2 separate regions of the Mus musculus genome follow, and region 2 is linked to region 1. A link is a loop called in an ENCODE intact Hi-C map of the cell type or tissue named here. Cell type or tissue: heart. All regions are shown on one strand.

Evidence for each region. Peaks named below come from ENCODE experiments on the same cell type or tissue, not always from the same donor. Only the 100,000 strongest peaks of a DNase experiment are listed, where the experiment ranks them.
Region 2: a loop joins it to region 1, with 2.6 times the contacts of the local background. A loop is called at or near these places in 3 of 42 quality-filtered maps.

Annotation. Positions count from the first base shown.
Region 1 is chr10:76,731,450-76,739,449 of GRCm38, reverse strand. No RefSeq gene overlaps it. Among named protein-coding and RNA genes, the nearest start is that of Col6a1, 9.4 kb to the right of the region's middle. In heart, CTCF peaks have their summits at 4,221 (motif pointing right) and 6,023; DNase peaks (open chromatin) are centred at 4,359, 5,989, 6,369 and 7,379; H3K4me3 peaks cover 1,083 bases; H3K27ac peaks cover 2,443 bases.
Region 2 is chr10:76,528,092-76,536,091 of GRCm38, reverse strand. Lss (lanosterol synthase) reads right to left here and starts at 4,487. Exons shown (of 22, transcript NM_146006.2): 1 at 4,418-4,487; 2 at 4,074-4,242; 3 at 2,441-2,579; 4 at 425-533. The coding sequence starts at 4,431. In heart, a CTCF peak has its summit at 4,626 (motif pointing right); a DNase peak (open chromatin) is centred at 4,561; H3K4me3 peaks cover 1,832 bases; H3K27ac peaks cover 1,439 bases.

The DNA.
Region 1 (8,000 bases):
GCTAACCAATGACTGGCCCAGCTTGAGACCCATGCCATGAGAGCGAGCCTACCCCTGACACAATGATGCTCTGCTGTATTTGCAGACGAGATGACAGTTATGCTAGGCACCTGTCCGCAAACACACAATAAAATACCAGCAAATTTGTCCTGCCTGCAGGAGATGCAGGAATAAAGATTGTTTGTTGACATCCTATTCACAACAGCCAGGATATGGAAGAAACCTAGTGCCCTACTGATTGAATGGTAAAGATGTTGCACATACCCACCATGGAATATTACTCGGCTGTGATGGTTTGTATATCCTTGGACCAGGGAGTGGCACCATATGAAGGTGTGGCCTTGTTGGAATAGGTGTGACCTGGTTGGAATGGGTGTGTCACTGTGGGTGTGGGTATAAAATCCTCACCTTAGTTGCCTGGAAGTCAGTCTTCCACTAGCAGCCTTTGGATGAAGACATAGAACTCTCAGCTCCTCCTGCACCATGCCTTGATGACAATGGACAGAACTTCTGACTGAACCTGTAAGCCAGCCCCAATTAAATGTTGTTTTTATAAGACTTGCCTTGGTCATGGTGTCTGTTCACAGCAGTAAAACCCTATCTAAGACATCGGCTTTAAAGAAAAACCAAATCATGGAATCATGTAGGGACACAGACGGAATTCAAAAAAATATGAATAAGGTAACCCAACCCCCAAAGATGGATGCCAGGTGTTCTCTCTTCTATGAGGACTCTAGCTTTGACTCTTTAATTGGTGTATCTAACATAGAGCCTCTGTGGAAACAGGAGGAGATTGAGGAGGTGTGTATAGACATTATGTGTTTTTTTTATATCTCTCTTTTTTATATGTAATTTTAAAAAAGTGTTTTAATTGGTAACATTTGTTGCTTGGGGTTGGGAACCACAGACTTAAGCCACAAAGAAACAAAGGTGGAAAGACTTTTTTCAATATTCCCTTTGTTCCTTTAAAATTTTTTTTTACCACTCAAAGCTACTGTTTTTGACAGCAAACGACTCTAGGAGTGCATGCTTTTAATCCTAATACTAAGAGCCAGAGGAGACTAATCTCTGTAAGTTGAAGGCTCAGTCTGATCTACATGGCAAGTTCTTTCTAGACCAGCCAAGGCCTGTCTCAAAACAAAACCTCAAAGAGAACATCTTTAACTTAAAACTCATGAGGCCAGTGAGATGGCTCAGCTGGTAAAGAAAGGCATTTGTTGTCAAGCCTGACACCTGTGTTCAATACATGGAACCCACATGGTGGGAGAGAACTGACTCTCAGGCTGTGTGTCCTATAACTCACACAAACTATGACACTCCCATGTACACCCAGGCATGGAACATATGTACAAATGTAAATGTAAGGCATCGTACTAGTCAATTACATATGTATCATACAAATATTATAGACCTTTCATTCTGAAAAGATCTCTCTCTCTCTTTCTCTCTCTCTCTCTCTCTCTCTCTCTCTCTCTCTCTCTCTCTCTCTCTCTCTGTGTGTGTGTGTGTGTGTGTACATGCATATGTGTGTGCTTCCTGAGACAGATTCTCCCCATATACCTTTTGTGTGGCAGTTTCATCAAAATATAGCCTGTCTGAGTGAGAAGCTAAAGATATTGGATGTTCCCACACAGAAGTCTGTAAAGCTCAGGAGCCAACAACTCAAAGGCTTCAGGAAGTCCCTGAAACTGACCAGATAAATTAAATCTTCCCACGCCAAGGAGAAAAGACTACTGAAAGGCACTCTCCAGCCTGCTGAACTGCCTCTATGTTGTAAAGAATATTAGGTTCCCAGCTTTCATAAGCCACTGCCCTTGCTGGGTAGGCTTTGATGATAAAGCTGTCTTTGAGATAATTCATGATCTTATAAGTAAAGTAACCCTTCACTCATATTCCTGATAATTAAAACTCATTGCTTCACTGGATAGTGGTGGCACATGCCTTTAATCCAGCAATCAGGAGGCAGAGACAGGTCATTCCTAAGAGTTCAATGCTAGCCTGGTCCTAGCAAGATTCCAGGACAACCAGGGCTACACAGAAAAACCCTGCCTTAAAAACCAAAAAATTAAAAACAAAAACCAAAAAGCTAAAAAGTCCAAGTTGGACTTTGGTGTTATCTTTCCTGGTGGTCTGTCACCAGTCCCCTATCTGGGGTGAGTAGACATTCATTCATCTCTCTCCAAGAATAATGCTACACCTCAGTAGTAAAGATTCCACTTCTCCAGCGCTGAGATTAAACGTGTTTTCTCTTTTACCATAAAAACCATTGGTAAGACAGTTGGCAGCCTATGGTTATGTTATGTAGATTGGGTAATAGACTGAGCCTGTTAGTCTTCCATTCAGATCACTGCAGTACACGTGGGTAGGAGCACACCCTGCTTTTAGGAGAGCTTGAAGATTTCTCAGTTTGATTTCAGAGAGCTTTGGAGCATGGATGACAATGTGCATCCAGTTTCATGACTCAAGGGGACTTGTCACCACAATCACGCCCCCATCAGTCGCAGCTGTGGCTGCCCCGGGTGATGTTGCCTTCCAGGCCTCCGTGAGGTCAGACTCCCCCAGAGTGCAGGTGCAAGCTTCCAAGAGTGGGACACGGCTCCCTTTGGGTTTTTTCCTAGCATTCTGGATTCCTAGCGTTGCTGGAGGTTCTAGCCAATGGGATTAGATCGGAAAGTGAAATTAAGAGGATTAGAACTGGAAAGTATATAACACCACTCCATTATAATACTACAAACCCGAACCAATAAAAATATACAGAAATTACGACAATGGCAGCACTGCTGCTAACAAGAATAAGCATCTGGCAATGAACAGAATTCAGAGAGTATTAATGGTGGACACAATCCCGTTAAGGTTGTAAGGTCATGGATAATATAGTAGAATTCAGGAAGTTATTGATATCTGAGACAGTCTACGTGTTGGGTGTCCAGCCTCTTCCCAGAGTGCCACTACTTCTATCAGTGGAATTTCGTTTGTCAGAACCTCAGCTTCTCTCTATTCCTGAGCACATGACTCCTGGACCTGGGTTCCAGGGTAGCTTTCTCTACCTCCAGCTGCTGTGATTTCACACACACACACACACACACACACACACACACACACACACACACACAAATGGTAACAGCAGTGGCGAGTGTCGAGGGTTGCCATGACGTCAGGCGTCCTGACTCCGGTGATCTTTGGCTGTCTAATTGGGGAGAATGGCAGTCGGGATCCAGGCCCTATTAACCTTCATCCTCCAGGAACCAGCGTACAACCAGAAGCCAAGCGTTGCCAAGCCTGCTTTGAGTGCTGAGTCTCCCATCCCAACTGCTGCTCAGGAAATCCTCAAAGAACTCATAGCCACTGCTGCCCAGGGCCTGACCTGCCTACGTTTCCACCTGCTGACCTCTACTCTCTGGAATCTCAGAACCAGGTGGGCAGACAAGGGGCAAGGACAGGTCCTAACCTGTGTCCCTGAAGCATTGATCACCTTATTGAGGCACTAGACATTTGCCTTCAAGGAGGAAGATTGAAGGAGTTGCCCTCACCTTTTGGGGGACCCTCTAAGAAGTATTGGACACCTTTCACTGACTTGGCCCCTGGAACTGAACGTGGGAGTATGCTTAGTGGTAGTTTATGTCATGTGGGGTCTCTGATAGGAACAAGTTGCTCATTGGAACTGACCCTAACCTAATCTCAACCCTAACCCAGATCCTTCCCCTTGGTTGTGACTCTAATTCTGAGGCTAGGAGTTACCATGGGGAGTCCTACTGATGTCTAGATATACATGAAGATCCTAGAAAACACTCTTACGGCACAGGGTTATGGTGCCAGGCTCTGGGATACCTAGGCCTAAGATATCCTAGGGTTAGCCTTCCCCTCTTTACAGAGAGCTCTGGCTTCAGGAAGGTTAGAAACTTCTGAAACAGGCAAGCAGAGGTGGGAAGCAGCTGGGCTAGTCACAGAGTTGAGGCTGCTCACTTGTTCTGTATCTGGGACTGGGCCTACCAAGTGACAGGGGCCAGCCTCTGGTAGGATAGTTTCCTGTACCTTTGTTGAGACAGGGCACACTGTGCCTCAGGAAGGCTGAAAATGGAATCTCCCCAGAGGCTTCATTGACTTCAATGCTTCCTAGACTCAATCTATTCAAGCAAGCCTGAGGTAGGCAATGATGACTACCATTCCACAGCCGCTCTGTCTCTGTCTGTGAACATCCAGCAAAGTGCCCAGATGGACAGCAGAGGGCGCTCAAGCCCAGCATATTGGCCCCTGAGAGCCTCTCTGGGCCTTAATCACTAACCACCAGAACGTGAGATTTCCGGTGTGTGCTGGGGAAGAAACTGGCATAAATAACCCAGGGCACATGTGTACCCCAAGTCCTAGTGCTGATTTGGGGGAGTTTTGCCAACAAGGGAAGAAGATATCTGAGTCAGTCACCTGAAGCCCAGGGATCCTAGACAGGCACTGAACAGGCTTAATTACCTCTCACTCTTGTGGGTCTTGATTTTATTGGCTTTTGACTGTCAACAATACTTTTTCTCTTTAAAGTTAACCCCTGCATGGAAGTGCTTGAATGGCCCCTCAATCTCTGGAGATCATTGAGCAAGAACGAGGCCCTTTTCCACAGAACAGCGAGAGACATCTCTTGCTCCAGAGTTTGATAGATCAGAAAAATCATGCAGGCTTGTAGCCGTTCCTAGGAACCCCAGATGTGACCCAGGGTGCACATCTGACTGCCAAGAGGCCTCCTTAGAGAAGCCGGGGCTATGGAATCAGATGCCAGATAGAAGGTCCTAGGGTACCTCCTAGAATGGTGATTCTCAACCGGTGGATCAAGATCCCTTTGGGGTGGGGTGTTCAACGACCCTTTCACAGGGGTCACATACCAGATATCCTGCATATCAGATATTTACATTACGATTCTTTTTTGTTTGTTTGTTTTTTTCAAGACAGGGTTCCTCTGTATAGCCTTGGCTGTCCTGGAACTCACTCTGTATACCAGGCTGGCCTCGAACTCAGAAATCCACCTGTCTCTGCCTCCCAAGTGCTGGGATTATAGGTGTGTGCCACCACTGCCCGGCTTCTTAACAATAGCAGTAATGAAATAATTTTATAGTCGGGGGTCAGCACGACATGGAGAGCTATATTAAATCATCACAGCATTAGGAAGGCTAAGAATCACTATTCTAGCACATCTGGACAGAGTCTACATGGGACCTGTTGATGGTGGCCTCCTGATAAGGAATTGAGACTGTCTTACTCCGACACTGCCATTAATAGCCCATCATAAACTCTCACTAACCAATACTAAGAGGGGTATCTCCTGAAGATGTGGCAACACAATGTTGGCTTGTTTCTCTGGCCTTAGGTCACAGAACTGGTAGATGACAGAGCAGGAACCAGCCCAGATCTGAATGTCCCTGGTTCTTATGTCCCCAGCCTAGAGCACAGAGGCTAGAAAAGACCCCTGACCACCTCTTGCATGCAGCCTGTCTTGCTGCCCTGGCTGATCTTGGGTCCCTCGGTCTCCTCGACATCTTCAGAGAGTACCAAGGATGAGGGGCTTCCATGGTTGGGGGATGAGGCCAGGCAGGGTGAGAGGACAAGGCTGCCAGCCAGGCCACCCTGAAGCAGCAGGCTGGAGAGTCTCCAAGCCCCAGTGTGGCTGAGAAGAGACCAAGGGTCTTAGCAACCCCTTGCATATATTGCTGTTCCGCTGTGACAATCCTTGGCTACCTGAGGTGAAGAGTGAACTGGGCCTGGAGTCCCCTGCTTGGCTCCCTGCAGAGAGCAGGGAGTGTCCTGTTCTCTCCTGCGCACAGCAGGGTGGGGTGAGGAAGTCTTCTCTGACTAGGCTTGTCTTCGCTAGAACTCAGGCGGTCAGGCTATAGCAGTTTTCCACGAAGAGTCTTGGCAGCAGCTGGGAAATATCAATCACAGTTCAGCGCGAGGCTTATACAGTGGAACCCACACTCCAAGTGCCAGGGGCTCTGCAGAGACAGGACGCATGCCTGGTGCGGCTCCCCAGCTCCCCAGCGCCACCTCTGGCTGAGAAAGGCAGCAATTTTGCATGTTGATCAGCAGTCTGATCCCCAGAATATCACTTACAGACTCTGGTTGGGGGTGGGAGGGGCAGGATCTGCTTTTGTGGCTGTTGGGGGATAAAGACAAGGAGGGCATACCCCAGACCTGGTGGTCTCCAACACGGTCCTGGGCTCGTAGTAGATCTCATTTTGAAACCCTATTAGCCCCTCAAAACGTCTGGGGTAATGCTTAGCCCAGCCCTCCACACCGCAGCTCCAGCATCTTCCCAGGGTTAGCAGGACAGGAAGTGACTCTTGTTCACAGGAATGCTTGGCTGTCATCTCCAGGCCCTTGAGGGTGGGCTTCGGGGACCCAGGTGGTGCGGCACCACTGTGGCTATCCTTTCCCGGGAAGCCCCCTCCCTTGAGTTCCGCCTAAGCCTGCAGCTGGCCTCTGGTAAGGAGCCAGGCTGCTCCTCCAGAGGCCCAAGCTCTGCTGGAGAAATACCTCTGCCAGATGTTGCTCTCTCTCTCTCTCTACAGGCAGGAGGCCAGTATGAGGTAATAGGAAAGTTTAACCCGTCCAGAACCAGAGCCCCCAGTCACTGTGTTCACAGCCAGCCATGCTAGCTGGCAATTCGATGGAGAGGGTCCCTTGAGAAAGGATAAGAGCCCAAGGACCCTTGTGTAAAGTGTTCCTGGGGCGCTGCAGCCCTCAGCAGGCTCAGTGGATAACTCTGTGCTCAGCATGGGCCTGCTATTCATGGTACTCAATCCCTGCTTTGCATGTAGCCATTTCTCAACTATCCCCAGGGTCAAGGGTACCCACTTTTCAGAGCCCTTTACCTCCCCAAGGTCAGGTTCACAGCTCCCGGAGAGAAGGGAGTCATTGTGCACTTGTGTGTGTATGGGGCGGGGGGAGCTGTTAGAAACTTAGCTGATGGAACCAAAAGGTTGCAAGGGATCTTGGGGCGGAAAAGGAGATATGACTCGTTCTGCCCACTGGCTTCTCGTCTAGAGACCACCAGCAGCAAGCACAGAATGATTATGGCACTCTCTGGTGACCTGTGCAGCTGCCCCAGCTATCTGTGCATCCCTTGGGTCCCTCTACCTCCATAGAAAGGACCAGCGTGCAGAGGCTCTATATAGATTGGGCGGTGAGGACCGGGGTTTAGGGGTGTATGTAAGAGAAGCAGATTAGAGCAGAAACCTCTGCCTACAGCTCCAAAGATGCCCGTTCTCCAAATGCTTTTGTCTGTGCTTAAGCCGTGGCTCCAGCTGGCGTAGAGTGTCCTGCTAAAGTGTCTGTCTGCTTCCTGCTTCTGCCCCTGGGGAAGCTTCTGCTTGTCCTCGGGAGTCAGGGTCACGCTCCCAGGACGAGGCTTTGGCAGTGAGACTCGAGACAAGATTTCCACGGGGATCCGTGGGGACACCCATGTGTTGCAGCCTGCGGCGTGGGTCAGCTGCTTTTCTGGGGGGAAATCGCCCCTTCCTCCGGAGAAGAGGAAAGAGTTAGAGCTATGTGAATTTTCTGGCTCCACTGCTAGCTAGGGTTCTCAGAATATCCAGCCTCAGATTTGTGGGTGTTGGGCCAACTCCAAACAGCCTTGGAGCCCCTCAGGCCAAGTTGCCAGCGTCTGTGTCATGGTGTCCTTGAGCCTCCCAGCCAAGCCTCGAAGAGCAGGGAGGCCTGGGGTTACCCACTCACTGGCTGCTTGGCTCTGCCTCGCTGGTCTCTCTGGGTATCGTGCACACAACTCATTTTTTTCAGCTTTGTAGTGTCTCTTTCAAAGGACGGCACGCGACCAGAGCTCCCATGTCCACTTCTCACCAGAAAATAAAATTCTCAAGTTTTCAGACAAGAGAACAAAAAATAAATTAGGTTAATATGCAGCCAGGGAGCCACATCGTCAGCTGGAGTCGCTGAGTAGGGAGGGTGGTGGGGGACCAGTGGAGGGATCCGCCTTCACAAAACAATTAGTCGGGGGCATTACA
Region 2 (8,000 bases), 200 kb after region 1:
CAGGGAAAGTTTAGTCATGTAACAGAAGATGTCCAATTGTTCCAAAACCATCTGGGCAGGGCCCGCCCTACCCATCTGCTCCACATCAGGAAAGCAGACTGAGATGGGACTGTGGGACCCCCTTCATTTGCTGCCATCTCTGCTGCCTCCAGAGTTTTAAAATATAATGGCTTTAACTTGGCACTTGAGTCTCAAGAGGCTGCCAAACACAAGACTCATTCACCACAGCAGAGGTCAAACCATGGCCGGGCTACGCATAGGTACCAGGCTACCCTCCTCCAACCAGGCTTTCGCCCACCCCACCCTAGGTCCATGGTTACAGTCACCACACTTCTCAACAGCTGCCTGAAAACCCAAGCATGAGCTACAGAAAACACACGCAAGCATACACATGTATATATGTGCTGCTGTTAAGCATACTCACAAGCCCCAGCCGCCATCAGGGAGCTGCACTGACCGCAGGTACCGCACCATCTCCTCTCTGTATCCAGCTGGCAGAGAGATGTGTGATATGTGACAGGTAATCAGGAGACCTGTGGGGTGAGAAGGATGTTCCACACTAGTCATGGTACCCAGCGCTGCTAACCCAAGCCATTCTTCTGAGGACCTTCTTCCTGACACAGAGGAGCAGCTCTGTGCCGCTCCTTCCCGTGCAATCAAGCCCAGGAAGGCCATTCTTCCTAAGCCAAATCAGTGAGTTTGGAAACAGGGCTTAGGGGAACACTAAGAAGAATCCAGTTAACACTCCAAGTCTGGGACCCCCCGCAGAGCTCAAGTGGTTATGCCTGGTACAAATACCATAGTCTGGGTCAGAGAAACACTGCAGAGCCTTGAAGAAGCCTCCCACACATGCCCTGAAGGACTAAGAAGAGCCAGTTTAAGATCAGTGGGTTCACTGCGGGCAGCCAGGTCTTGCTTTAACACCTGCTGGGACTGGAATACTAAAATGGTAATCCTGGACGAGAGAAGAGCTTTTGTTTAGTTGATTGACTGACTGACTGATTGGTTGGTTGTTTTTGAGACAGGCTTTCTCTGTGTAGCCCTGACTACACACTCACTCTGTAGACCAGGCTGGCCTTGAACTCAGAGATCCAGCTGCCTCTGCTTCCCAGGTTCTAGGATGAAGGTGTGCACCACCATCACCCAGCCAGGATAACAGTTATTGCTTAGATTGTACTGCTGTGTTTTATAAACTTTTATACATGTATGTGCTATTTTGCATATATGGGGAGAGATGATACTACACAAGAAATCTTCATTCCAAGCCTGGTCTTTGGGCACATGGCTATCCTCATCACCCACAGAGCAGCTGCTTATCATACACCCACCCATGGCATGGCACAGGAAGGGTATCAGAAACAAACCCATATGCTCCTAAGAACTCAGGCTACTGATATAGTAGAGTTACAACACAATGTGGAAAAGGGTCTTGAGGCGTGAATACGGGTTTCTTCAGAAACCAGGCAATCCACGATGCAAAGAGCCTTACCCAGCTGAACTAGATCAGAGACTAGTGTGTTCAAATACATTCCTTCTAGCAATCACTAACCTGGACCTGTGGTTCCCTGGCCAGAACTCCCTCAGCCATCCTTTGACAACAAGTCCACAAGGGATATCATGGTTCTCCAACTGCACATGCATGGATACCAGCGCCTCATCCTCAACCTCTTAAAACCGAATTTAATCAAAGGAGAAGAAAATTTTCCAGACCGAAGAAGCAGCACAGTCAAAGGCCCAAAGGACGGCCAGAGCTGTATTGCTTAGAAGACTCAAGACCGAGTGACTATTGGCCATCAAATGGATGGTGTATTAGATCTCCATAACACAAAGACCAGGCTGGGCTTAGTATCTGCAAGAGAGTTTCTAGGTAAACTGAGGTGGGGAAAAAGTCATTCCAAGTTTGTGGGTGCTACAATTGCATGGGCTAGGGCCTCAGACTAAATAAAAAGAAGGAAAGAATCCGAGTACCAGCCTTGGTCTCATTTTGCTTCCTAACTGTTGGCACACTATGACCAACTGCCTCATGCTCCTGAGGCAAACACCCTGGCACTGGCTGGGCCTTCCACCTTACAGTACCCTTTCCATCTGTACTGGGATTTAAGAGCATCCACCACCCATCCATCCCCTTCGTCTCGAAAATGCTTTGCTTCCATTAGAGTACTTGCTGGTCTAGCCTGGGCTAGCTGTGTTCCACCACTGTTCCCTAAATCCTGGCAGCAGGATGACTGGGATACCCTCCCCTAGAGCTTTTCCAGTAAGCTCCTGGGTTTTAACCTGCTTGACCAGGATAGGTCAATCACAACACACACACACACACACACACACATACACACACACACACACACACACACACACACACACACACACACACACACCGTGTGTATGCCCCAACAATCTAGAACAGCCTTTCCCTTGAATTGAGGTAGCACACTCCTCCTACCTGGCAAGAGGAAGAGCGGACCACCATAATCACCAGCCCAGTGTCCATCCTCAGCCTGCAGCTTGGCATAAAAGGTTACTCCATTCAGGGCCCCCTCATGGGCTGTTTGCGCTTTTGGTAAGTCCGTGAAATAACTTCTCTGTGAAGAGAGGGAAGAGAGGAGAGTTGAGGGTGCCCGCCGCTCCAAGGAACCCTCGTCATTCACAAGCCAAGTCAAAGTGGTGACTCTAAATTAAAATTTTCAACTGTTTTAATCTGAAACAAGACAGGGTAGGACAATTTCACCCCATATATAATAAAGAAGCAATTCCATGTTGTCACAATTTCCCTTCCAGCCATTAATCTATAAATCTCTTCAAAACTTCATGTCTTAACTAAGCCCAGCACAGACCACAGGGAAGGCAGGGTACTGATGCCCAACTGATACTGGGACTCTTTCACAAAGGACCCACACAATAGCATAGGCGTTGCTCAGAGAGAGATCTTCCCAGCGGATGGCCAAGACTCACAGGAAGCCTGTGAGCTAACTAACTGCTCCATGATTAGCTGTCCATCATCCATGCACCAACACACACAACCAGAAAATCAGGTCCTAAGTATTTCATCTTGTGGATCCAAACAAAAATCACACCCATCTTTGTAATTCTCCTGCAAATCAAAAGTTAAATATCAAAGTGGAATGCTCAAAATGAAACCAAATTAGGGCAACTTCTTCCACAGGTCTCTGAGGTGGAGGGACTTAAATAACGAGGGTTGCTTCTACTCCTGTCTCCGGAAGGAGGTACCACACTTTTTGTTGTTTAGATTGAATTGAGGCAAACACTCACAAACACTGACCCACATCAGCAGCCCTCTTCTTTATTTATTTGTTATCATTTTTGAGATAGGGTCACACTACGTAGACCTGGCTGGCCTAGAACTTGCTCTGTAGACCAGGCTGGCCTCAAACTCACAAAGATCTGCCTGCCTCTGCCTCCTGGGTGCCGGGATTAAAGACCAGCACTACCATGCCCAGCCTCTTTATTTTCTGAGACAAGCTCTACTCAGCTGCCCAGGCAGATCTTAAACTTTATCCTTGTCACAGCCTACTCAGCGGCTAGGATTACAGGTATGCCTGCCGGGCCCAGGTTCATATCTGTTTTAAAAAACAAAAAATTATAAGCCTTATTATTAAAATAAAAAGAAACCTGCAAATTAATAAAAACATCGCACACCAAAATTAACCAAACACAAAGTCTACTCAACTTAATGACCTTGGCATTTGAAAAGGGAGACTGTGAAACTTTCCATAAAATGATGCACTTTCAGTACCCACTATATTTTATGCATTAATCTATTGCCCAAACCACAAAGCCCATGACAGAGTTAGAACTAGAAAAGCAACTAGCTTTACATCTTCTTACATAACTTGTGAACTTTCCTGATCCTCTTATAGTCAGCTTTTCCTCATATCACACTATACCCACATATACATTGGTTTACACATATGCATATATTACTGGCTGGTTGCCTGTTTTTTAAATAAGGCTCTCCACTGTTTCAGAGCTCTGGCTCAGGAAGGCACGGTGTAGGCTGATCAGTGATGGCTTCCAGTCTTGGGATGGAATGGTGCTTTCAGAATCACATCACTTACTGTGTCCAGTCCCAAAGAGTGGGCCTCTAGCCCGGTCTGCTCTCGACCAGGGTCGTCCTCCGCTTGATAATAAGTCCATCTCTGCCGACCCAACTCATTCTGGAGCCGCCAGCGGGTGAGATCGGTGGCGGGCTCAGTTTTATAGGGTCCCCCACGACGCCGCAGACACCTGAGGGGACCAGCGAGAGGAAGCAGCCTTCCTTAGACTCCGCCCAGGTGGGATGCCTGCAATCCAGGCATGCAGAGCCACCAGCCATGCCACCCTGCTGTCCAGACACCTTCCCTGCCACCGCCCTGCCGCGTCCCTCGCAACACCCGCGGGAAGCCCAGGGTCCGCGACTCACGTGCCCTCAGTCATGACAGCACTACTCTCTGCCACCGCTTGCCAGCCCTTTACCTGACAGCCTAGTGCACTGCGCAGGCGCGAGCCTCGGCCGACCGGAACTACTGGGTGGGCCGATGCGAGCTCGGCCAATCAGAGCATCACCAGGTGGGCACGAGAGACGCACCGCGACCACAGTGGCTGGGCGCAGGGCCGCCCGACGCCGCGAGGGCACCAGGGGGCGTGGCTGCGGGGCGGGAAGCGCTTTGGAGGCGGGGCCTATGAAAGAGGCCGGCCTGTGGGCGAGGACGGCCTGTGGGAGGGGCAGGCCCGTTGGAGGGGCGGGGCGGGATGGGGGGCGGGGCCGGCCCCTCTAGATCCTTATTGATGACAGCCTTGGACTTCTGGTCTGGGTGTTCTGAGCCGGGATACCTACAGGGTTGGTGAAAAATGGCCCCTCCGACATGCAGGAAAGAGGCCGCGGAAACCACGAGTGCTTCAGAAGTACGGAAGAGGCATGAGTGACCTGAGGTGAAACTAGCGTTGATCCGAGGCACCACATGGACCATCATGGGGCAGGGGCCTTGACCCGAGTGAAGGGAGGAGGAAACTATGATGACACGTAGTTGGGAAGAGGGTCAGAGTAGTGTTCTCAGAAAGCGGGCACAGGCTCCTCACAGGGAGCAGCTGCAGAGTGTGCAGAGGGCTGTGTCCTGACTCCCATTAGCAGGTAGAGTTCCACTTCCCTAGCCACAGCACTACTCTCAGGATACCTGGAGCTTGGAGTCCTACAAGTTAAAGGGGGAAAAGCCTTGATTATGTTTGACAGTAGAGAGGGAAGCAGGAAAGCCTGTGGTATGCCGGCAGAATCTAGTAGAGACGTGCAATGAAGAACATTTGAACAGATAGTATTTGAGAAGCATTGCTGGCATGCAGGAATGACGACCAGAGATCAGAAAAATATAATTCCAAGAACTCCCAGCGGTACAGTGTGTCCTACAGAGTGCCGACTTACTTACAACTACCCAAACCCGATAGCCTCCCTGCACCTAGCCCTCAAAACGCTGCCAAGGAAGGGGCCATGAACCACAAATCAGAGAAGGAAGAAGTAAGAGGCAAAGAACACTCACACACCTTCCCTAGATGGAAAATCGGAATTTTAGATGGCTAGTCAAGAACACTAACCTCTTCTTTGCCCAGTTTAGAAACTTGTAAAGATATAAGACAAGGCATTTTAACTGAGCCTTGCCTCAGACTATTGATTTGGGGACTGGAGGCCAATACTTAAGTCCAGTGCGTAAGAGCACTTGCTGCTCATTCAGAGGACCTGGAATTGGTTTATAGCACCCACATGGTGACTCACAGCCATCTATAACTTCAGTTTTAAGGAATCTAATGCCATTTTCTGACCTCCTCAGTCACCAGGCATGTGTGAGATGTAAGTACATACATGCTGGTTAAAACACCCGTACACATTAAGTTTTTAAAATTCACAATAGAAAAGTCAGTTTGAGCTGGGCGTGGTGGCACACGCCTTTAATCCCAGCACTCCAGAGGCAGAGGCAGGCAGATTTCTGAGTTCAAGGCCAGCCTGGTCTACAAAAGTGAGTTCCAGGACAGCCAGGGCTATACAGAGAAACCCTGTCTCGAAAAACAAAAACAAAAACAAAAAAGCCAAAAAAAAAAAAAAAAAAGTCAGTTTGAACAGGGCTGGCTAACTGCTTCATAATGACTGCTTTTCCCTTACACATGTCTCAGCTTCTAAGCCAAGCGAACAACTGAAGCCTTTGGGAGCTGACCCACCAAGAACCATGTAAGCACAGTATGCCAATAAGAAGACCCAAAAAACGATGCCCAGGGAAGCCTAGCACACTGGATGCTGTTCTCCCAAATTCACTAAACAAGCCACTCTCTTTCCCTGGAGAAAAAAGCTAGAGTGTTTTCCAGGGAAGTCCTTTTTGTGTCAGAACATGAAAAATTGGAAAAAAAGAATTCTGGTCCGTACGGAACCCCAGACTTGAATGGCAAAGCTAGACAGATGGCAGAGATATCAGCTGCAAAAGAAGTTAGGTTGATATTTTCCTGGACTAGACATCCTATGAATAAAGTAATATGCTTTCTAATATCTAAGGAAGAAAAGTGTGAAATCCTCCTGCCAATTCACATAGATGGATTTCTAGAGACAGTTGTAAGAAATGTTTGTCACTGCTTGGCTTGTACCATATTGAGCTTATTCTATAAACTAAATACAGAAGACTCTAGGGTTTGGGACCTGGACAACTGGGTGTAGAGTGAGCTTCCATTGACAAGGAAGGCAATGTTCTTAGCTATATGAAGATTGGGAAAGCCTTGGCTGACAAAGACCCTGGAGCCTAAGGGTTTCAAGACAGGCCAAGGGGAAAAGCCTTATCTGTATGTAGAAGTTAGGAAAGGTCAGAGGAGCTTGGAAATTTCACGGAGAATTCATTTTGACAAATATTAGGCATCCGAGTTTAAGTAGTTTTAAGTAGACTGGTATTCAGAAAAGAGAACAAGGCTAGATAAAGAAATCTGAGAGTCATCGGGTGGCATTTGAAATCATGAGATTCGATAAGATCAACTAGAAACTGAACAGAGAAGCTCGACTTTCCTGGTCCATCGAGGAGGAAAACTAAGGGACTAGGGTCAAAGAAAGCAAGTGAAGCCCTGAAGGGAGTACAAGATGGAGTTGATGGCAATCGCTGATTAGATGTGGGGGAAGTGATTAGTTACTGACTCTGGGGAGACTATAAAATGGGGTTGATGGTACTTGCTGATTGGACGTGGGGAAATGATTAGTTACTGACCTAGGAGCTGCCTTAGGAGTCAGAGATGACAGGAAAAGAAAGATATTTCTATTTAAAAACACCAGGCTGGACATAGATGTTGATTTCTGTTTCCTGCCCATGTCCCAGTCCAAAGACAAAGACATTAAAAACCCAGGACAGAAGTGAAAAGGAACGGGGGAGAGGGGAGGATCCAGAAGGGAGGGAATGAGGGGTGGACTCAATCAAAACACACTATATGCATGTTTGAAGCTCTGGATTTTAGAAAATATTTTAAAGAAAATTATAAAGACTAGAAGTAGATGGAGGAATGACTGATTCGGCAAAGCAGAGAAAATGAAAACCTCTATGTGTAGATAAAGCCAGCAAGAAATGACAGTTCTCGCCAGGGAACGAACCCTTGAATTAACAGAGTCTGGAGGGAGCAGTGAAAACCTTGAAGGAACATTATCATAGGGTTTTTTTAAATTTATTTATTTATTTTATGTATGAGTACACTGTAACTGTCTTCAGACACACCAGAAGAGGGCATCAGATCACATTGCAGATGGTTGTGAGCCACCATGTGGTTGCTGGGAATTAAACTCAGGACCTCTGGAAGAGCAGTCAGTGCTCTTAACCGCTAAGCCATCTCTCCAGCCCCCCATTATCATAGTTTTAGTGTTCTGACTGGGTGGAAGCCTTGAGCAGCTGAGTAAAAGGCAGATGAGGCATAGCTGGATATCATCAAAACCAGAGAAATTGAAAATTTGCACTCGTAGGGGAATCCAGTCCTCCCTCTCACATTCCAACAGCTAGCCT